Linked DNA regions of Homo sapiens: all the other regions are linked to region 2. A link is a contact called in ENCODE Hi-C or POLR2A ChIA-PET data. All regions are on one chromosome and are shown on one strand. Each heading gives the region's core, a stretch centred on a gene start or an enhancer-like site at or near the end of the contact. The rest is flanking DNA. Distances are from core to core; before and after follow the strand shown. Region 1 overlaps GNB1 (G protein subunit beta 1). Region 2 holds the start of SSU72 (SSU72 homolog, RNA polymerase II CTD phosphatase). Region 3 has its middle 3.2 kb from the start of C1QTNF12. Region 4 holds the start of B3GALT6 (beta-1,3-galactosyltransferase 6).

Region 1 (5,530 bases), core at 1,237-3,736, 290 kb before region 2:
GCCCACCTCAGCCTCCCAAAGTGCTGGGATTATAGGCGTGAGCCACTGCACCCGGCCTAGAATTGAGGTTTTTTTGTTTGTTTGTTTTGAGATGGAGTCTCCCTGTGTGCCCCAGGTTGGAGTGCAGTGGCGCGATCTCAGCTCACTGCAAGCTCCGCCTCCCGGGTTGACGCCATTCTCCTGCCTCAGCCTCCTGAGTACCTGGGACTACAGGCGCCTGCCAACACACCCAGCTAATTTTTTGTATTTTTAGTAGAAACGGGGTTTCACCGTGTTAGCCAAGATGGTCTCGATCTCCTGACCTCGTGATCTGCCCATTTCGGCCTCCCAAAGTGCTGGGATTACAGGCGTGAGCCACCGCGCCCGGCCACATTGAGATTTTTTTTTAGCGATTTTTTTTTTTTTTAAGCTCATCAGCTATTACTAGTTAGTGTATTTTATGTGTGGCCCAAGACAGAATTCTCCAATGTGGCCCAGGGAAGCCAAAAGATTGGACACCCCTGGATGAATCTAAATGTCCATCAATAGATTGGTTAAATTAAGGCAGACTTGGAATGGCATACTGTGCAGTTGTTAAAAAGATTTAAGGTGGCCTTCCTTTATTGGCATGAAGAGATGACCACAATACAGTAAATGGTTGGGCATTTTGAATATGTATAGTTTGGGGAATATGGTATCATTTGATTGACTTGTGAAAAATTATGCACATATGTATCAAAGTCTGGAAGACATCCCTGTGAAACGTGGTATCTCATGGGGTGAATGGAGGAAAGGAACATACTGTTTTAAGATACTGTTTTCTGGCTGGGCGCAGTGGCGCACGCCTGTAATCTCAGCACTTTGAGAGACCAAGGCGGGTGGATCACCTGAGGTCAGGAGTTTGAGACCAGCCTGACCAAGATGGTGAAACCCTGTCTGTCTACTAAATAGAAAAAATTAGCTGGCCGTGGTGGTGCATGCCTGTAATCCCAGCTACTTGGGAGGCTGAGGCAGGAGAATCAGTTGAACCTCGGAGGCGGAAGTTGCAGTGAGCCAACGTTGCGCCATTGTACTCCAGCCTGGGCAACAAGAGTGAAACTCAAAAAAAAAAAAAATAAATAAATACTGTTTTCAAGGCCAGGCGTGGTCTCAAAAAACAACAACCAAAAAACAAAACTGTTTTCTCTTTATTTTTTGGAAAATTCGCCAAAGTCAGTGACAGAAAAAAGGAGTTATTTTTCATTTTGGAAGAAATGTGAAAGTGGATTATTTACATTTAAAAGTTTTAAAAGCTTTCTCAAGTTAGCATGACTGAAATGAGCACATTACAGGAATTTGTTTAAATCTGCCTTTTTAGGTACTGTAGTCTCCTGTTTCATAGACCTTGTAGTCATGTTTCTTGCTGTATCCTGTCACTGGATATTTTTGGATGCTGGTATTGTGAACATAACATAACTGTAATCCGGTAGTTCTTTTTGAGATGGAGTCTCACTCTGTTGCCCAGGTTGGAGTGCGGTGGCACAATCTTGGCTCACTGCGACCTCTGCTTCCCGGGTTCAAGCGATTCTCCTGCCTCAGCCTCCTGAGTAGCTGGGACTACAGGTGCCCGCCACCACACCTGGCCAATGTTTTGTATTTTTAGTAGAGATGGGGTTTCACCGTGTTAGCCAGGATGGTCTCGATCTCCTGACCTTGTGATCCGCCCTCCTCGGCCTCTCAGAGTGCTGGGATTACAGGCATGAGCCACAATGTGTTGCCTGTTTTTTTTTTTTGGTTTTTTTTTGTTTTTTTTTTGTTTTTTGAGATGGAGTCTCACTCTGTCACCCAGGCTGGAGTTCTGTGGCGTGATCTCTGCTCACTGCCACCTCTGCCTCCCGGGTTCATGCCATTCTCCTGCCTCAGCCTCCCGAGTTGCTGGGACTTCAGGTGCCCGCCACCACGCCTGGCTAATTTTTTGTATTTTTAGTAGAGATGAGGTTTCACCATGTTAGCCAGGATGGTCTCGATCTCCTGACCTTGTGATCTGCCCGCCTCAGCCTCCCAAAGTGCTGGGATTACAGGCATGAGCCACCACGCCTGGCCTGGCCTGGTAGTTTTTATAACAGATGTTAGATAGCAATACTCTTCATAACTCTGTACAAGGCAATCAGGCAAAACCAAAGGCCAAGTAAAATGTAATTGGTTAAGCTAATTGTAGCTGATGAAACCTTTACGTTTTGTGAAAGAGGAGATGTGCATCAGCAGCTGTAAGTGAGCACTCTAAGATGCAGTGAGTAAAAGGTGTTGGGAGATGAGCAACTAAAATATAACCTCTTAGTTATAAATTGCAGAACGAAGAATTTTACTCAGAGTACAAACTAGTGGAAAAAGTCTTTCGTATACTGGGTTTTTCAGAGTTCTTAGGCAAGATTATATAGTTTGATTTAAAGACCCAAAAATGTACTTCCTGGGGTGCAGGAATGTCAGGTTTCTGTTAGGTGGAACATGCTCCTCATGGCACAGAATTGGCTACATGAAGTTAACCTACAGGCCAGGTGGTAATCGGCAGGATGGGTCGGCCGGAGGGAATAACTTGTGATGATAGTGGGAGAAACCAGTATCATTGCGGCCGTTTTAACTACCTACTGTGTACTAGGCCCTATGCTATGAGCCAGAAGTTGCCACGCTACAGCCATCTCTTTCTGTGGCCCAGAAGCTAAGAATAGTTTTTTCGTGGGGTTTTCTTCTTTTTTTTTTTTTTTTTTTTTTGAGAGAGTCTTGCTCTTGTCACCCAGGCTGGAGTGCAGTGGCACGATCTTGGCACACTGCAACCTCCGCCTCCCAAGCAACTCTCTGCCTCAGCCTCCTGAATAGCTGGGATTACAGGTGCCTGCCACCACGCCTGGCTAATTTTTTTGTATATTTAGTAGAGACAGGGTTTCATCATCTTGGCCAGGCTGATCTTGAACTCCTGACCTCGTGATCCACCTGCCTCAGCCTCCCAAAGTGCTGGGATTACAGGTGTGAGCCACCACTCCTGGCAAATTTTTTAAATTTTGTTTTTTTGTTTTGTAGAGACAGGGTCCAACTATGTTGCCCAAACTGGATCCACCCGCCTTGGCCTTCCAAAATTTTAGGATTACAGGCGTGAGCCAGTGTGCCTGGCCCAGACCCTCTTGTTTTCAGTCACTGTGCAACACCACCTCCCACAGAAACATTGTTCTGTCCTATTCTTTAAAAAAATGTTATCAATTATGTGCTGCCATATACTACACTGAGAGTGGGGATTCAGTGCTTAAGCATAGGTAGGTTTTCTGAATTTTTCCAACTTAAATCTCCTTTGAAATCTTACTGTGTGTGATATCTGAAATTTGGGTGTTTGCTCACTAAAAGAACCTTGGAAGGAGAAGATCTCAAAATGAGCTATTTGTGGATGAAGAGTGAGTCCTGTGGGTTTTTGTTTTTTGTGTTCTTTTATAGTTAACAGAGTAGCAGCATGTAGAAGGTGGTGGAGCCTGAACACTAGGTTTAGCCATAGAAAGGCAGTTAGGTCTCCTAAGTAGACGTTTCAGTAAAGGGCTTTGTTGACGCTTTGCAATGTCTGGGGTGTGTTTGCCCCACTCCCAAACCCCTCCAGTGGCAGCAGCCACAGTGGGCAAGGGACGGCAGTGCTTTTCTGAATTGGTCAGGTTTCTGTGGGAGATGAGGCTCTAAAATCAGTCAAATTATCTCACATATTACTCAGGTTGGCTATAAATTGCATAACTTACATGATTGGGTGTTGTCACATACTTTCTTTTCTTTGTTTCTCTGTGGCCCTCACTGCTTCCATTTCTAGCCAGCACCACCTCACAACTTGCCCATCTGAGCCTCTGTTACTCATTTGTTTGGTTGGAAAACCTCTACAGCCCATTTGTAGACTGATGGCTGAAGAGGGGCAGTGACCAAGGATTGTGTTCATCTGATGAACAGACGCCAGTGATGCTGTTCAGCACCCTGCACCACCCGGGATGACCCCAGTGTCCACAGTGCTGAGGGTCAGACACATTCAGCCTGGGTCTAGCACTGTGCTCTTAGGTAGAGGGATGTGGCCTGGCGTGGGGCTGAATGAGGTTTGGTTTTCCCTCTTGTGTGTGTATGGCAGTTATTTGTGTGGACTTCAGCACCACTGCAGTTCAAATTCAGCCACCTTGCCTCCTCCGTGGTGTTTTCTAAGAGTCTCCAAGGTGTGATGCCTACGTGTAATACCTTACCGGGGAGCCCTCCTCAGCTTCCTTACCTTTCTGCTGGGTGTATTTGTTCTGCTTCTGTACAAATAAAGTACTGGCCAGGTGTAGTGGATTGTGCCTGTAGTCCCAACACTTTGGGAGGTCAAGGCAGCCGATTGCTTGAGCCCAGGAGCTGGAGACCAGCCTAGGCAACATGGGGGAAACCCTGTCTCTACAAAAATTACAAAAATCGGGGGCATCAGAGCACGGCTTGTAGTCCCAGCTACTCGGGATGCTGAGGTGGGAGGATTGCTTGAGCCCAGGAGGTCAAGTCTGCAGTGAGCCGTAATTGTGCCGCTCCAGCCTGGGCAACTGAACGAGACCCTGTCTCAAAAAAAAAAAAATTAATAAAAATGAAGTACTTTACACTACCGGGTAATAGACTTAGGAAACTGATTGTCTCACTCAGTGTGGGGAGAAGTTAATGGGTGGACTTCTCACTCAGACTGTTGTAATCATCTCCTAATTTACCTGACAAGCCTCCGAAGAGGAGGTCCCAGGAGTTACTTAGTGGCTCTTCATCCTCCAATTCATGGTACATGGGACTGCCACGTTGCTCTGCTAACATATACACTTTACTTAGTTATTTATTTATTTGACAAGGTTTTACTCTGTTACCCAGGCGGAGTGCAGTGGCGCAATCTTGGCTCACTGCAACTTTCATCTCCTTGGTTCAAGTGATTGTCCTGCCTTAGCCTCCCAAGTAGCTGGGATTACAGGTGTGCGCCACCACACCAGGCTTTTTTTTTGAGATGGAGTCTCACTCTGTCGCCCAGGCTGGCGTGCAGTGGTGCGATCTCAGCTCACTGCAACCTCCGACCCCCGGGGCTCAAGTGATTCTCTTGCCTCAGCCTCCCGAGTAGCTGGGATTACAGGCGTGAGCCACTGCGCCCGGCCTCCCTTGAGGTTTAAAGAGTACAGGCCAGTTATCCTGTAGGACATCCCTCACTTTGGGTCTGGTGGCTGCCTCATGGGGGGATTCAGGTTTTGCATTTTGAGCTGAATACCCCAGAGATGTGTCCTGGGGCTTCTCTGGTGAATGCTTCCAGTGCTGTCTGTGTTGCTTGAAGGGTCCAGTTTGAGCTCTAACTGGAGCCTCAGCACCAGCTCTGTTTTAGCCACAGATTGAAGCCTCCTTCAGGGTTGCTTCCAGCTCTGACCTGTGTCTTCCTTACATCCTCTCTTGCCCCTCCATCACTTCTCCCCCACCACCAACCCCCAACCCCCTGAGGATATAAAATCTCTGAGATGTGTCTGTTCTCAAGGCTGCTTGCCAATCCTGCTTCCCTTGAGGGATGCCTTTC
Region 2 (5,645 bases), core at 773-3,272:
ATTCATTGCCATATTTTGCAAAAGGACAATTTCTTTTTTTTTATTTTTTTGAGATGGAATCTCACTCTGTTGCCAGGGTGAACTGCATAGGCACAATCTCAGCTCATAGCAACCTCCGCCTCCTGGGTTTAGGTGATTCTCCTGCCTCAGCCTCCTGAGTAGCTGGGACTACAAGTGCGCACCACTACATCCGGCTAACTTTTGTATTTGTAGTGGAGACAGGGTTTCACCATGTCGGCCAGGATGGTCTCGATCTCTTGACCTCGTGTTCCACCCGCCTCGGCCTCCCAAAGTGCTGGGATTACGGACGTGAGCCACCGCGCCCGGCTACAAGTACAATTTCTAACAGAATAATGCTGACACAGCACTTTGAGATGATAGAAAGACTACAGAAGTGACAAAAGTTGAAGTTAATAATGGACTCCAGGTTAGACTTAGCCTGAGAGCCACACCCTTCAAACCTCCTTTGATGCTCAAATATGGTAAAAAAGGGTTTTGACAATGACTCCCAGCAGCCACTCTCTCCAGTGTGGGACCAGACCAGCTATCTGGGACAAGTTCATCCCAGCACGGGGACTATCAAAACCTAATTACAGGATGACTCATTAGTGATGCATTTGGAGAAAGATCTCAATCAAAAGGGGAAAATACCCAAGTTGTCAAATAAAAGTGGACTCACTTATGTTTAAAAAATACCTTGACAAAGACAGCTGGGAAAGGCCATGGAGAATTCTCATGAATCAATAATAAGAAAAACTATCACAAGATTCTGCAAAAACCACAACCTTGCACTAAGGCAATCTTACACAAAAAATACTTCAGCAAGGACAGCTGCCCAGCAACTGCCTGTCCAACCCTGGAACGGGAGTACACTTGTTTTTTTTTTTTTTTAGACGGAGTCTGGCTCTGTCGCCCAGGCTGGAGGGCAGTGGCGCGATCTCGGCTCACTACAAGCTCCGCCTCCCGGGTTCACGCCATTCTCCTGCCTCAGCCTCCCGAGTAGCTGGGACTACAGGCGCCCGCCACCACGCCCGGCTAATTTTTTGTATTTTTAGTAGAGACGGGGTTTCACCGGGTTAGGCAGGACGGTCTGGATCTCCCGACCTCGTGATCCGCCCGCCTCGGCCTCCCAAAGTGCTGGGATTACAGGCGTGAGCCACCGCGCCCGGCCGGGAGTACACTTGTTACTGTTCTTTGTAGCCAAGGTTAATTATTTCCAAACCATTATCTTCCTCTTCATTTTTTCTTTAAAAACCATTACTTTCCTGAATGCGCAAATCGTTTACTATGGCACGCATATTCGCCAACGCCCTATTCCCAAATAAATATCATTTTCAGTTAGCCTGTTATTAGGTTGACAATCATTATCACTCCCTCTCCCGTCCGTGGCGCTCCCACGGCAAAACATCAGCCCACTGTCCACCGCGAGGCTGCATCCAGGCAGACAGGCATAGCTGGGGAATGACACACTCGCGTTGACTGGATTTACTGTAACTGGACCCAAATCTCAGACCAGCCGGCGGCCTCTCCAAGGAAGCCCGAGGCGAGGAAGATCCTAGTCGACGTGCACTCCCAACCAGGTCTGTCACAGGTCGGCCCTCGCATTTAAACGTTAAATGTTGAAGGGCTTTCATAAAAGAGCGATGTGCTCCTGCTTGTATGAGCCGGGGCCGGAGGCCGGTAACAGCGGCACGGGACGGGAGCGAGCCTCAGAATGCGGGAATGTCTGTGGGCCTCCGGGACAGTGGAGGGAGCGGGTCTAGTGAAGCGCGACGACTCTGGGGTGGCAGAAGTGAGGACTATGGGCCCCACGGGGACCGAGGGAACGCACAAAATCGTCCCAAGAGACGAAACGCCGGGCCGCGGAAGGGCCCTCAATGCTATCTCCGGCAAGCGCGGCGTTTCGCATCGCTCCCAAAGGCGGCGGCGACACCTTATGACGTCCTGTTGTTCCGCACGTCGTCGCGTCACACTAGGCGCCGGCGCGGGGTGCTGATGTCAGGACGCCGCCGCTTGGCGCCGTGACGCTCAGCCGGGCCTTGTGGAGTGCGGGTCTCTGCTGCGGACGCCGGGGGCCGGCGCGGCGTTGGCCGCCCCCGGCCTCGCCGAGTGCAGCGCGCCCGAAGGCCAGTGCCTGCGCTCCGTCCGCGGCCCGGCGCCCAGGGTGGGCGGGGAGGCCGCCGCGCAGTCGCCGCACGCTACACCGCCGGCGCCGTCGTTTCGCGTCGCCCGCTTCCGGCCACCGCGGCCGCCATTTTGTTCGCGCGGAAGCGCCGCGGTAGGGTGGGAACCCAAGCGGGAGAGCCGCGGGATTTGCGGCCGCCGCCATGCCGTCGTCCCCGCTGCGGGTGGCGGTGGTGTGCTCGAGCAACCAGAACCGGAGCATGGAGGCGCACAACATCCTCAGGTAGTTGGGCTCCACCCTGTCCCCGCGCGCTCTGCTCCGGCGACCGGCCCTCCCTCCTCCCCGGTTCCCCCTGGCCCGCGCCAGGACCCCTGAGAGGAAGCCGGGCCGGGCCGCGCTCGTGGGTCGGCTGGTTGGGATGGCAGCTGGACGGCAGCGCGCGTAGTCCACACGCGGGTGGGCATCACAGGGAAGGCAGGTTCCGGGACGAGGCGCCCGCTGTCCGGTGGTCCTTCGAGCTCTCCGAGGCCGGGCCCGGGGGGCGAGGGTAGCGTCCGCGGCGAGGGGCTGCGCGGCGGCGGCCGATCATGGTATTTCGTGTGCGTCGTTGGCCACCTTCCCTGGAAACGGCGCGCAACACAATCACGGCATACCACGATGTTGTAAATAACAAAGCGGTCTCTTTTTTTAATGCCATGGATTTGTGTGTTTGCTACTTCTTCTTCTTTTTTTTTTTTTGCGAAAGATCCTCTCTTCCTCCCTGGAACGCCTCCAACCGGTAGTTTCTGGAATACAACGTGGACTTGGTTTGGCTCTGCTAGTTTATATTCCCTGCTAACTGGCCGCCTGTGACTCTTGCGTAGCGTATGTCTAATGAAAGTTTATTCCTGCTTGATAACAAGTTTTTTGTTCAGTCACATAGCAAACTGAGAAACTGACCACTTGACTTACAGTTAAAATTTGGTATGTGTCAACTTTGATAGTAAGAAAGTTGAAATGGCTTTTTTACCTCCAAAGTTACCTACGTGAACTTTAAATGAAAACAGTGTTTCGCTTCTCTTCTCGCAGTCCAGCTATAACTTTCCTGAGCAACTTGGGAAAATTAACAGTCCCCCTTTTTTTTCCGTTTTTAACAGTGTCACGTGGGCCAGGCACGGTGGCTCACGCGTGTAGTCCCCGCACTTTGGGAGGCCGACGCACGCGGATCACCTGAAGTCAGGAGTTGGAGACCAAAAAACACCCCCCAAAAATCAGTGTCAAGTGTTCATGATCTGCTGATTCTTTCTCTTTATTCTTTTCTTTCTTTTTTTTTTTTTTTTTTTTTTTTTTTGAGACAGAGTCTTGCTCTGTCGCCCAAACTGGAGTGCAGTAGCGCGATCTCGGCTCACTGCAACTTGTGCCTCCCGAGATCGAGCTATTCTCCTGCCTCAGCCTCCCGAGTAGCTGGGACTACAGGCACCGGCCACCAGGCACGGCTAATTTTTTTTTTTTTTTGTATTTTTAGTAGAGACGGAGTTTCATCATCTTAGCCAGGATGGTCTTGATCTTATGACCTCGTGATCTGCCCGCTCGGCCTCCCAAAGTGCTGGGATTACAGGCGTGAGCCACTGCGCCCGGCTTTTTTTGTATTTTTAGTAGAGACGGAGCTTCACCATGCTGGCCAGGCTAATCTCAAACTCCTGACCTCAGGTGATCTGCCCGCCTCGGCCTCCCAAAGTGCTGGGATTACAGGCGTCAGCCACCGCATCCGGCCAAAGGTTGTTTTTAAAACTAGAAATGTGCTAGAATTACATTGTGCTGGATCTTCATTTATAAACTGCAGTTACCTGTAAAAATTTGATACATTTAAGCAAAACAATGCAAGGCTCACCCCCCCCCCCCCAAGACAAAATTATTGTTAATTGGAATAACAAATGGGCTGGAGACCTTCTGGTTCTGCTGGTTCTCCTTGGTGATCCTTTGTTCAAGATTTTCTGCTGTACCTGCATAACAAAGATGGAGTAGGCCGGGCGCAGTGGCTCACACCTGTAATCCTAGCACCTTGGGAGGCCGAGATGGGCGGATCACAAAGTCAGGAGATTGAGACTATCCTGGCTAACACGATGAAACCCCGTCTCTACTGAAAATACAAAAAAATTAGCCGGGCGTGGTGGCGGGCGCCTGCAGTCCCAGTTACTCGGGAGGCTGAGGCAGGAGAATGGCATGAACCCAGGAGGCGGAGCTTGCATTGAGCCGAGATCATGCCACTGCACTCCAGCCTGGGCGACAGAGCAAGACTCCATCTCAAATAAATACATAAATAAAATAAAGTTGGAGTAGAATATATATTTTTTTTCTTGAGGGGGAGTCTGTAGCCCAGGCTGGAGTGCAGTGGTGCTATCTCAGCTCACTGCAAGCTCCGCCTCCTGGGTTCACACTATTCTCCTGCCTCAGCCTCCTGAGTAGCTGGGACTACAGGCGCCCGCCACCACGCCCGGCTAATTTTTTTGTATTTTTAGTAGAGACGGGGTTTCACCATGTTAGCCAGGATGGTCTCGATCTCCTGACCTCGTGATCCGCCTGCGTGGGCCTCCCAAAGTGCTGGGATTATAGGCGTGAGCTACTGCGCCTGGCAAGATGGAGTAGAAATCTTAACAAAAGGAAATGTTTTAAAAATTCTATTTAGGGCTGGGCGCGGTGGCTCACGCCTGTAATCCCAGCACTTTGGGAGGCCGAGGCAGGTGGATCACGAGGTCAGGAGATCGAGACCATCTTGGCTAACATGGTGAAACCCCGTCTCTACAAAAAATACAAAAAAATGACCCCGGCATAGTGACGGGCGCCTGTAGTCCCAGCTGCTCAGGAGGCTGAGGCAGGAGAATGGCGTGAACCCGGGAAGCAGGAAGCAGAGCTTGCAGTGAGCTGAGATCCGGCCACTGCACTCCAGCCTGGGTGACAGAGCGAGACTCTGTCTCAAAAAAAAAAATTATTTAGCTATCTTGTTAATAAAATCAGGTTTAGCGGCTACTTTAAAGACATGCCAGTCATAACCTCGCTGAGACGATGACTGAAGATGACCAAGTCCTTTTTAGTTCAGAGTGGCCAGTGGCCGTTGCTGGCAGAGCTGTGGTCTCTGGAAAAGGAGCGGAGAGCACCTCTGAATAATGAATTCTTGGGTGTGCTTTTACCTGTGCCGCCATCATTCAAATTTACTCATAAAAGAGTAGACTCAGAAGAGAGTCAAAAGGAAGTAAATTTAAGGTGACATCTATTATGGATATCATGAATATGGATATCATGAAGTTAATTTAGACATAGACCTTCAATTTCCTTTTTTTTTTTTTTTGTTGAAGTCGGAGTCTCCCTCTGTCGCCCAGGCTGGAGTGCAATGACACGATCTTGGCTCACTGCAACCTCTGCATCCCAGGTTGAAGCGATTCTCCTTCAAACCCTCCGAGTAGCTGGGACTACAGGCGCCTGCCACCACTCCCAGCTAACTTTTTTTTTTTTTTTTTTTTTTTTTTTTTTTTTTTTTTGAGAT
Region 3 (5,433 bases), core at 296-2,795, 320 kb after region 2:
GTGCCTTGCCAGGCGCTAGCGCTACCGCTAGACCAGGGACCCCTCTGGTGGCCCTGTCCGGGCGTGACAGAGGGCTCACACTCTTGTCTCCTGGTCACTTCTCACTATGTCCCCTCAGCTCCTATCTCTGTATGGCCTGGTTTTTCCTAGGTTATAGTTGTAGAACAGAGATTATTATAATATTGGAATGAAGAGTAATGCTAGAAACTAATGATTAAGAATATTCATATATCATCACATCTATAATCTATTTCTAGTGTAACTATTCTTATTGTGTATATTTTCTTTATTACACTGGAACAGCTCATGCCCTCGGTCTCTTGCCTCGGCACCTGGGTGGCTTGCCGCCCACATGTAACGGTGACCTCCTGGGCTCAAGGGATCCTCCAAACTCAGCCCCCTACATATCTGGGACCGCAAGTGTGCGCCACCATGCCTGGCTAATTTTTGTATTTTTTGTAGAGATGGAGTTTCGTCATGTTGCGCAGGCTGGTCTTGAACTCCTGAGCTCAAGGGATCCACCTGCCTCGGCCTCCCAAAGTGTTAGGATCACAGGCGTGAGCCACCGCGCCCGACTAAAATCTCAACTTTTTTTTTTTTTTTGAGACGGAGTCTTGCTCTGTCGCCCAGGCTGGAGTACAGTGGCGTGATCTCTGCTCACTGTGACCTCTGCCTCCTGGGTTCAAGTGATTCTCCTGCCTCAGCCTCCCAAGTAGCTGGGATTACAGGTGCCTGCCACCACACCCAGCTAATTTTAAGTAGAGACGGGGTTTCACCATATTGGCCAGGCTGGTCTGAAACTCCTGACCTCGTGATCTGCTTGCCTCAGCCTCCCAAAGTGCTGGGATTACAGGCGTGAGCCACCACGCCCAACTGAAATCTCAACTTTTAGCGATCATCGGTCAAGCAGTGAAGGTGGTGCCCGTGGCATGTTGTCCGCACTGGCCCAAAATAAAAAATGATGTTTGGGCCGGGCGTGGTGGCTCACTCCTGTAATCCCAGCGCTTTGGGAGGCTGAGGTGGGCAGATTACCTGAGGTCAGGAGTTCGAGACCAGCCTGGCCAACATGGTGAAACCCTGTCTCTACTGAAAATACAAAATTAGCCGGGCATGGTGGCATGTGCTTGTAATCCCAGCTACTCAGGAGGCTGAGGCAGGAGAATCACTCGAGTCCAGGAGGTGGAGGTTGCAGTGAGCCAAGATCGTGCCACTGCTCTCCAGCCTGGCTGACAGAGTGAGACTCTGTCTAAAAAAAAAAAAAAAATGATGTTTGGCCTGTTGGGCCGGGCACGTCTGACCCTCTGTCCCCGTCTCCCTTAGAGGAATCGTGGGCCCCTCTGTTCTTGTGTTGTCACCGGTGGAGGCCGTCCTTGACTTCCCCCTGGGAGCACGGTGTGTCCCCTCGCCATGCAGAGCACACTGTGAAGTCTTTTAATGAGGAGAGAAAAGCCCCTTAAAAGTTGATATTCTGCAGACAGGTGAGCACGTGGCCTCGTGGTCACAGGAAAGAAGAGGCGTTTCCTGTGTTCTGGCAACCTCGAGCTTCTCTGTGAGCGCATGCCCAGGCCTGCCTGAGTGCTGATGAACCAGCCGGCACAGCAGAGCACTCCGGGTCTGAGGGAGCTGCTCTCCCTGCAGCAGGCGGCTGGGCAGGGCACCGTGGTCCTTTGCCATTTTTCCAGGGCCGGGGGGTGTCAGGGTGTCTGCGTTGGGGGGTGCAGGGGGTGAGCAGAGCCAGCAGCTGCACCTGAGCCTCCCCTTGTGAGCAGCTCGTGGCTGTGGCCCAGGGTACCCTGGATCCTTGGTGGGTGACCCAGAGGGTGGGGTCCTCTTGGTCGTCTTCTAGAGGGAGCATGGGGGCTGAGTGTTCCTGCCTGGGTGCCAGGCTCAGCTCATTTTAAAGGTGCCTGGGGTTGGGAACACGAAGCCACATCCTTCCCAGTTAGGCCCAGCCTCCCAGGGTGAGGGCAGCAAGTCACCCAGGTGCCGAGGGAAGAGACCGAGGGCACAAGCTGTCCCAGTGTAACAAAATATATAAAATAAGAGTTATACTTGGTATAGACCATATGTGTCACTAATCATTAGTTTGTAGTAATTATTCTTTATTCCAATATTATAATAATCCTCGCTCTATAATCATAATCTAGGAAAAACCAGGCCATACCGAGATAGGAGCTGAGGGGACATGGTGAGAAGTGACCAGAAGACAAGAGTGCGAGCCTTCCGTTACGCCCGGACAGGGCCACCAGAGGGCTCCTTGGTCTAGCAGTAACGCCAGCGCCTGGGAAGGCACCCGTGACCTAAGCAGACCGTGGTCTAGCGGTAGCGTCAGTGTCAAGGGAAAACACCCGCTACTTAGCAGACTGGGAAGGGGAGTCTCCCTTTCCCCGGGGGAGTTTAGAGAAGACTCTACTCCTCCACCTCTTGTGGAGGGTCAGGCCCACCCACAGTTATCCGAAGGCCTAACCGTCTCCCTATGATGCTGTGCTTCAGCGGTCACACTCCTAGTCCGCCTTCACGTTCCATCCTGTACACCTGGCTTTGCCTTTTAGATAACAGTAGCAAAATTAGTGAAAGTACTAAAAGTCTCTGATAAGCAGAAATAATGGCGTAAGCTGTCTCTCTCTCTCCCTGGCCCCTGCCTTGGCTGCCAAACAGGGAAGGGCCCCCGTCCAGTGGACACGTGACCCACGTGACTTTACCTATCACTGGAGATGGCTCACGCTCCTTATCCTGCCCCTTTGTCTTGTATCCAATAAATAACAGCGCAGCCTGGCATTCGGGGCCACTACCGGTCTCCACATCTTGGTGGTAGTGGTCCCCCGGGCCCAGCTGTCTTTTTTATTTCTTTGTGTTGTATCTTTATTTCTACGATCTCTCATCTCCGCACACGGGGAGAAAAACCCACAAACCCTGTAGGGCTGCCCTCTACACCAGGGCTGCCCGTTTTCCTGCCTGTAGGGCAGAGGGGGAGGCCCAGCCTCCCTCGGTCTAGCCTCCCAGGGCTGCCCGTGTCCCGGCCTGTAGGGCGGAGTGGGAGGCCCAGCCTCCCTCGGTCCAGCCTCCCAGGGCTGCCCGTGTCCCGGCCTGTAGGGCGGAGTGGGAGGCCCAGCCTCCCTCGGTCCAGCCTCCCAGGGCTGCCCGTGTCCCGGCCTGTAGGGCGGAGTGGGAGGCCCAGCCTCCCTCGGTCCAGCCTCCCAGGGCTGCCCGTGTCCCGGCCTGTAGGGCGGAGTGGGAGGCCCAGCCTCCCTCGGTCCAGCCTCCCAGGGCTGCCCGTGTCCCGGCCTGTAGGGCGGAGTGGGAGGCCCAGCCTCCCTCGGTCCAGCCTCCCAGGGCTGCCCGTGTCCCGGCCTGTAGGGCGGAGTGGGAGGCCCAGCCTCCCTCGGTCCAGCCTCCCAGGGCTGCCCGTGTCCCGGCCTGTAGGGCGGAGTGGGAGGCCCAGCCTCCCTCGGTCCAGCCTCCCAGGGCTGCCCGTGTCCCGGCCTGTAGGGCGGAGTGGGAGGCCCAGCCTCCCTCGGTCCAGCCTCCCAGGGCTGCCCGTGTCCCGGCCTGTAGGGCGGAGTGGGAGGCCCAGCCTCCCTCGCTCCAGCCTCCCAGGGCTGCCCGTGTCCCGGCCTGTAGGGCGGAGTGGGAGGCCCAGCCTCCCTCGCTCCAGCCTCCCAGGGCTGCCCGTGTCCCGGCCTGTAGGGCGGAGTGGGAGGCCCAGCCTCCCTCGCTCCAGCCTCCCAGGGCTGCCCGTTTTCCTGCCTGTAGGGTAGAGTGGGAAGTCCAGCCTCCCTCGGTCCAGCCTCCCAGGGCTGCCCGTTTTCCTGCCTGTAGGGCAGAGTGGGAGGCCCAGCCTCCCTCGGTCTAGCCTCCCAGGGCTGCCCGTGTCCCGGCCTGTAGGGCGGAGTGGGAGGCCCAGCCTCCCTTGCTCCAGCCTCCCAGGGCTGCCTGTGTCCCGGCCTGTAGGGCAGAGTGGGAGGCCCAGCCTCCCTCGGTCCAGCCTCCCAGGGCTGCCTGTTTTCCTGCCTGTAGGGTAGATTGGGAAGTCCAGCCTCCCTTGGTCCAGCCTCCCAGGGCTGCCCGTTTTCCTGCCTGTAGGGCAGAGTGGGAGGCCCAGCCTCCCTCGGTCTAGCCTCCCAGGGCTGCCTGTGTCCCGGCCTATAGGGCAGAGTGGGAGGCCCAGCCTCCCTCGGTCCAGCCTCCCAGGGCTGCCTGTTTTCCTGCCTGTAGGGTAGAGTGGGAAGTCCAGCCTCCCTTGGTCCAGCCTCCCAGGGCTGCCCGTTTTCCTGCCTGTAGGGCAGAGGGGGAGGCCCAGCCTCCCTCGGTACAGCCTCCCAGGGCTGCCTGTGTCCCGGCCTGTAGGGTAGATGGGAGGCCCAGCCTCCCTCGGTCTAGCCTCCCAGGGCTGCCCGTGTCCTGGCCTGTAGGGTGGAGTGGGAGGCCCAGCCTCCCTCGGTCCAGCCTCCCAGGGCTGCCCATTTTCCTGCGTGTAGGCCTGAGTGGGAAGTCCAGCCTCCCTCAGTCCAGCCTCCCAGGGCTGCCCACTTTCCTGCCTGTAGGTCAGAGTTGGAGATCCAGCCTGTTCTGTCTAGAGTCACAGGGGAGCTCATTGCCAGTGGGTGACAGAGAAAATTTGGATGCCCTGCCTGTGAGGAGGGGTCTGGTAGCCCTGGGCGGGGGGTCTCCTTGGCCAGGGCACCTGCCCACCCCTCCCTTTGCCCCAAGCCTGGATTGAGGGGTGTTGGGGCTGCCTTTCCCGACCCATGCTAGATGCAGGCCACATCCAGGGCTCACCTGCGGGGGTCCAGCAGGGCTGGTACTGTGTGGGCGCTGTGCCGTGTCCCCAGGGTCCTCCACCACCTTCACGAGCGGACACGGGGCCGGGAGGCTTCCACAGTGCTCTCTGGAGATGCCAGTCAGTGCCTGAGAGCCCGGAGGGCGAGGGGGCAGCCGGGGTCCCTGGTGGGTTCCCAAGCGTCATCCCCATCCCAGCCTGGTCTCCCGTGGCTCTGCCTGTGGATGTGGCCTGGGGCTGGGGTTGACGCTGGGGTCTCGGCGTGGCTACCTTCGTGTCTGGCAAGAGGGGAGGGTCTGGAGTGTTCCGAGCTGTCCATCAGGGCCGGCATGTTGACCTTGGGCCACTGTTAGCCTCGGCCAGGACCAGCGGCTGGAGGGTCTTCCAGCCCCACCTGGCCACCCCATTCCTCCAGCCACTGAGCCCAAGGGGCCTGTCGCCATGATCTGGCCTCACCTTTCCCCCGAGTGGGGCCCCAGCGAGGCCGGCCAGCACCCCCAGGACCCTGGGCCGGGGCCGTGAGTCAGGGCGGGGCACCCGGGGGAGCCTGGGTGAGGAGGTCGTGGGAAGGGGCTGGGGCTTTGGCTGGCTGGTAGCTGCCCTCCGGTGGCTGGCTGCAGAGGCTGCTGTGAGGGGAGCCAGGTTGAGTTCAG
Region 4 (5,079 bases), core at 1,317-3,816, 340 kb after region 2:
AGCAAGCCCTCTGGCCTCTCCAAGCACACGCAGGGTTCCTCAAGCAATTCCAAACTCCAGAGAAGACATCCCAGGTAAAATCGGATGGCAGGGACCTGGGACACCGCTGTGACGGGCAGCCCCTGGGCTCGAGTCCACAACTCCCACGGGAGGGCAGGGCCCCATCCTGCTCACACCGGGGTCCCCAGCCCTCGATCCTCACGAGTCCTCGTCCAAGAACAAACTGTGCACACACGGGCGGTCAGTCCTGGATTCAAGGTGGCCCATCGGAGCTCGAACTCAACGGCCTGACCTAGGGACGCCTCCAGTCCCACCCCTACCTTTTGGAGGTGGGAGAATCACCGTGCAGGTCACTGACCCACTGACCACAGATCACCACTCTCTCCCGCCCCCGTTTCTTCCTCCTGAGACCACTGCTGCCTTCAAACGCAAGTAACCCAAACCTGCTCCCAAACCCATGGCAAGACTGACCCGGAGCCTAACCCAGCCCTGCCCCGAGCCTGACCCTGATGCTCGAGACTAGACCCCAGACTGGACCCGGTCCCAAAGTGGGACAACAAAGACCACAGCGGGGACCACCCAGGTCCCCCAGAGAGAAAACCCGCGTCGGACTCCAGGGAGCTCATGGTAACCCCTTGTCCTGGGGCAGCTTCATTTTACTTTGGCAAGGACCGCAGTGTTCGCTTTTCTCATTAAACGAGGGGCTTTCAAGGATGTGTTAAAGTACGTGAGAGACGGGCCTGGTGCCGGCTGGTCCTGTTTTCTTAAGGCGGAAGTTGGGGAACCGCGTCAGCACTCCGGGGTTCGGATTCCTGGAACCTGGGGCAGAGTCTGAAATAAAGCAGCACCGGCCCTGTGTGGCGCGGACCCATGGGAAGCCTTGAAAGGAAAGTCTCTTCAGAAAGAAACAATGGGTTCAGTGACTTGTACACTGAAAAGATAGATGGCCAGTTTTAAAGTTCTCCTGCGTTTAAACACGGGCAGCAGCGGGGTTGACGGTACAGGCACCAAGTTCTGACATAAAAGTCTTTCCTTAAATCATGTAAAAAAACCGAGACGTGCGCACTGCCAACTTACACTCATCGACACAAACTTACAATATTTATAAATAAGTCGCAAGCAAACACTGAGTTACATTTACCACGAAGTCACTGGACAGAGACCAAAATCCCATGAAAGCGGATTGATGTGAAACCACGTTAGATCTGAGACGCAGACGTGAGAAACGCCACTGATAAGAGACACGGAAGATCGGAGCCCAGCCCCGTGAGCCGGTCGGGGACAGCACGGGGGTCAGCGTGCGGCCGGGCCCGGCTCAGGCTCGCTGAGGTCCAGGAACGGGCACCTCCACCTGGACACGGCGCGCTGCCCCGGCAACCCCCAGGGGTCTCCCAAACGCAGACCGGGACGCAGCGACCACAAGCGTGGCTGCGGGACGGGGGCCTTGGGGCCCGGGCGTAGTGCGCCCGCTCGGCACCTGCCCCAAGGCGCCGCCGGGTGAAGCAGGTGTCCCGGAGGGCCGGGCCGCGGCGGCTCAGGGGATGCCCTCCCTTCTCTGGCAGCACTGCGAGGGCGGCGCGGACCAGTCGTACACGTAGGACAGGCGCAGCTGCACCTCGCGCTTGCACAGGCGGCCCTCGCGCGCCAGCGTCGCGTGCTTCTCCAGCATGTCCTCCAGGCTCTGCTTGTGCGTCACCAGGTACTGGTTGCTGCAGCCGCGGGACCGGTATTCGGTGTCGAAGCGCGGGTCGTGCTCCCGCTGGACGTCCACCGGCGCCAGCCAGGCGCCCAGAGACACGTCCTCGCTGTGCCAGGCGCGCAGGTAGTCGCGGCTGAGGCGCAGGTAGTGCACCAGGTCGGCCGAGAGCACGTAGCCGCCGCCCAGCGCGTAGGGCAGGTAGTAGTCGCAGAGTTGCCAGGCGGCCTCGCGCCAGCGCCCCCCCGGCTTGACGCGGCCGCGGCCCGAGAAGAAGCCCCAGTAGAGGCGGCGGCGGCGCGCGGGCTCGCGGGCGCGCAGCTCGGCCAGCAGCGCGTCCAGCCGCGCGAAGGAGTCGTCGTCCGCCTTGAGCACGAACTCGAAGGCCACGTGCTCGTCCAGCCAGGCCAGCATGGCCAGCACCTTGGCCGTGAGGTTTTCGTAGGCGTCGCGCAGCGCGGGCAGCAGCAGCAGGTCCCCGTGCCGCGCCTGCTCCCGCTCCAGGGCGCGCCGCTCCTCGGCGCCCAGGCCGGCCGTGCCCACGGCAAAGCGCGCCCACACGTCGCCCGGGGCCCCGCGCCGCGCAAGCCACGTGCTGCGGATCACGCTGCGGCGCTCGGCGGCGCGGGGCGCGCTGGCCACCAGCACTGCCAGGAAGGCGGCGGCGCGCGCGGGCGCGGGGGGAGGCGGGCTGCGGCCCGACATCGCCCTGGGGTCCCCGGGCTCGGCCGCGCAGCGCGCCAGGTAGAGCAGCGCCGCCCCGCACAGCGCCAGCGTGCCCAGGCCTAGCGCCGCCCGCCGCCGCCACGCCCGCCGCAGCAGCTTCATGGCGCCCGCGCCGGGCCGGCGGCCCAGGCCGGACTCGCGAGTGCGCAGGCGCCGCCGGCTCGGGGCGGTGCGCGTGCGCACGGCGCTCCTGGGAGCGCGCCGGGGCCTTCCGCAGACGCCGAGCCCCGGGGCGCTCGGAGGCCGGCGGCCAATCGGCGGCCGTCACGTGGCCTCGGGCACCCTTGTCATTGGTCAACCTCGGAGCGGCCCCGCGACCGCTTCCGCCCGGAGGAGAGATGGTGGCGCCGGCGTCCCCTCCGTGAGGTCGCGCCCGTTCGCACCGCCCCCGCCCGCAAGAAAGATGGCAGTGGCCTGATCCGGGCCCGTTGGCGGCGTCACTGACGCTTCGCTCCGGTCCTCGGATCCCGAGCGCGGGGAGGCAGACCGGTGAGTGAGGGGCCCGGGACGGCCGCTGCAGGCCGCGGGGCCAAGTGTACGCCGGCCGGACGGCGAGGGCGGGTCTGGAGGCCGCCGCCGCCTCCCGCCTTGGGCTGGGGCATCGTCCGTCCGCTCGGCCTTGAGCCCTGGCGAGACTCCGCCGCCACCGGGGCTCCCGGGGTTCCCGGGGGCAGGGACAGGCCGACGACGCTGGCCTCCCCGGCCGCCGGCACGTCTGGTCTCCTACTGGCCAAAACCTACGAATGCCACCGGGAAACGGAGGCCCAAGGGGTCTGGTTGGACTCGCGTTTATCGGCGAGGCGACCTTGGACAAGCTGCCCCGCTTCCCTGCGCCTGCGCTTCCGCTTCTGAACCGCGTGGACCCTCATCCCCAGTTAGTAGGATTTGGAGATGTGAAGTCGGCTGTGTGGAGCCCTTGATGTCTGGCTCAGAGGCGGTGTTATGAACCCTGTTGAGCTTTTAGAATCTAACCGTGTGTGTTGTTAACTGCCAGAAATAGCCTCGTTCCACCAGAGCTGAAGCCCAGGGATGGCAAAGAAATAGCGTCTCTGCCTAAGCTGTTTCCCACGTCCGTTTTGCAAGGGTGTGTTGATTCCTTGCTGGGAACTGAGCTGCTAGGGGATGGCGAAGTCGAAACCCCATTCCGGTGGGACCGGCCCGCTCCGCTGTGCTGCGAACCTGGCACACCGTGATGAATAGATACTCTGAAGCCAGGAGAGGAAGCGCCACTTGATGGACTCCTGATATTTATAGTTACTTTTGGGTTACTTTTTATTCCCCCTTTTTCGAGACAGGGTCTTATCTTTTTGTTTTTGTTTTTTAAAGAGACGCAGTCTCACTGTGTTGCCCAGGCTGGTCTCACGATCCTCCTGCCTCAAGTAAACCGTGTAACTCATCAAGATATGTAGAATCAAGAACTAGCTTTATTTTCTCTAGGAACAAAGTACAGTCTCTTTGCACACAGCGTGTGTTTTACGACTGTAGTTAGTGGAGTCAGCACCAGGAGGAGGTGTCTTGGTTCTTATCCAGGACTCTCCCCTGGTCAGGCGATCTGGGACGACAGGAATAGAATTATGCCACCACTAGGGAAGGGAAAAGCCCTCAGCCATGTTCAGAAAATCAGGCCGGGTGCATGGCTCACGCCTATAGTCCCAGCACTTTGGGAGGCCGAGGCAGGAGGATCACTTCAGGTCAGGAGTTAGAGACCAGCCTGGCCAACATGGCAAAACCCCATCTCTACTAAAAATACAGATTAGTGGAGAGTGGAGGTGGGTGCCTGTAATCCCAGCTAACTGGGAGGCCGAGGCAGGAGAATCACTTGAACCTGGGAGGTGGAGGTTGCAGTGAGCCGAGACTGCACCACTGCACTCCAGCCTGGGCGACAGAGTGAGACTCTGTCTCAGAAAAAAAAAAAAAATCAGACATGAGCCCCTCACCCAGGGTTTCCTTCCTTGGGGGAACTCAGGCTTGTACCCCTCTTGGTTTGTGGCAGACTGCACTGACTTCAGGACCACTTTCATGGCGGCCCCACTGGTGTTTCTCGATACCTGGAGGCAGCATTTTTTCGTTTAATATTACCCAGGGTAGCATTCGTTGAGCGCCTACTGTGTGCAGGCAGAGTGGCAGGTGCCAGAACAGTGAAGCTGAATAAGACGGCCACAGAACAGGAGTCTCAGTCCATGTGTGTTGAGGGAACAGCTGTGACATGGCGGGGCCTCAGCGGCACCCGAAAGGACCCGCAGGTGTTTGCCGGAGGGGCAGACTGTGAAAGGAGTAGGCTCGTGGGTGAGAAGGACCCCGAGTTCCCTTTGGGATACATGAGGCATGAGGCCCTGTGAGCCCCTGCTTCCCACCAGGACTGGCCACGCCTCGGACGGCAGGACAGACTTCTGGGCTCCTCGGCCTTGGCGTTCGCTCGCGAGTGTGGGCAAGGGCACATGTGTGTAATACGTGCATGCGTGAGTGTGGATGTGTGTGTGCACATCTGTGTGTGGGGGTTGTGTGTTTGTTTGCTGGGACCAGGCCCTGACGCCCTCTGCACTTAGGGTTGGCTGTCTTCGCAAAGCCTGGTCAGTCGGGGGGAGAGGGGGAGCCTCCTGTTTCTTAGTGAGAAGCTGAGGCCGGGGAGGCCACATGACTTAGCTAAGGTCATAGAT

The links. A loop is a pair of places that touch in the nucleus more often than their neighbours do. ChIA-PET counts read pairs that join two places held with the same protein, here RNA polymerase II (POLR2A). Pooled maps may share reads with other maps.
Region 1: a pooled map shows a loop between it and region 2 (2.9-fold over the local background). The contact joins the enhancer-like site here to the promoter of SSU72 in region 2. A Hi-C loop is called at or near these places in 1 of 50 pooled maps. POLR2A ChIA-PET finds 5 or more read pairs at or near these places in 4 of 52 experiments (H1, PC-3, activated CD4-positive, alpha-beta T cell and 1 more).
Region 3: a pooled map shows a loop between it and region 2 (3-fold over the local background). The contact joins the enhancer-like site here to the promoter of SSU72 in region 2. A Hi-C loop is called at or near these places in 1 of 50 pooled maps. POLR2A ChIA-PET finds 5 or more read pairs at or near these places in 3 of 52 experiments (H1, WTC11 and activated CD4-positive, alpha-beta T cell).
Region 4: a pooled map shows a loop between it and region 2 (8-fold over the local background). The contact joins the promoter of B3GALT6 here to the promoter of SSU72 in region 2. A Hi-C loop is called at or near these places in 4 of 50 pooled maps. POLR2A ChIA-PET finds 5 or more read pairs at or near these places in 2 of 52 experiments (H1 and WTC11).

What each region holds. Positions count from the first base shown.
Region 1 is chr1:1,861,512-1,867,041 of GRCh38, reverse strand. The region is part of intron 1 of GNB1 (G protein subunit beta 1); the gene reads left to right. Among named protein-coding and RNA genes, the nearest start is that of GNB1, 27 kb to the left of the region's middle. RefSeq lists a silencer at 297-474 and enhancers at 3,535-3,594, 3,615-3,664, 3,725-3,774. Within about 2 kb of position 2,486, at least 3 of the 41 ENCODE cell types and tissues checked have a DNase peak (open chromatin) inside an H3K27ac peak, as active enhancers do.
Region 2 is chr1:1,571,240-1,576,884 of GRCh38, reverse strand. It overlaps SSU72 (SSU72 homolog, RNA polymerase II CTD phosphatase), which reads left to right and starts at 2,022. Exons shown (of 5, transcript NM_014188.3): 1 at 2,022-2,407. The coding sequence starts at 2,328. It overlaps SSU72-AS1 (SSU72 antisense RNA 1), which reads right to left and starts at 1,938. Exons shown (of 1, transcript NR_197593.1): 1 at 1-1,938. RefSeq lists silencers at 230-399, 2,059-2,218, 2,459-2,538 and enhancers at 1,749-1,818, 1,829-1,938.
Region 3 is chr1:1,247,188-1,252,620 of GRCh38, reverse strand. It overlaps a transcript of C1QTNF12 not described here. Among named protein-coding and RNA genes, the nearest start is that of C1QTNF12, 3.2 kb to the right of the region's middle. RefSeq lists enhancers at 1,188-1,467, 4,394-5,174, 5,175-5,433. Within about 2 kb of position 1,545, at least 5 of the 41 ENCODE cell types and tissues checked have a DNase peak (open chromatin) inside an H3K27ac peak, as active enhancers do.
Region 4 is chr1:1,229,724-1,234,802 of GRCh38, reverse strand. B3GALT6 (beta-1,3-galactosyltransferase 6) reads right to left here and starts at 2,566. Exons shown (of 1, transcript NM_080605.4): 1 at 1-2,566. The coding sequence starts at 2,524. The coding sequence ends at 1,535. SDF4 (stromal cell derived factor 4) reads left to right here and starts at 2,802. Exons shown (of 7, transcript NM_016176.6): 1 at 2,802-2,911. RefSeq lists enhancers at 199-700, 1,485-2,166, 2,167-2,848 and a silencer at 2,465-3,324.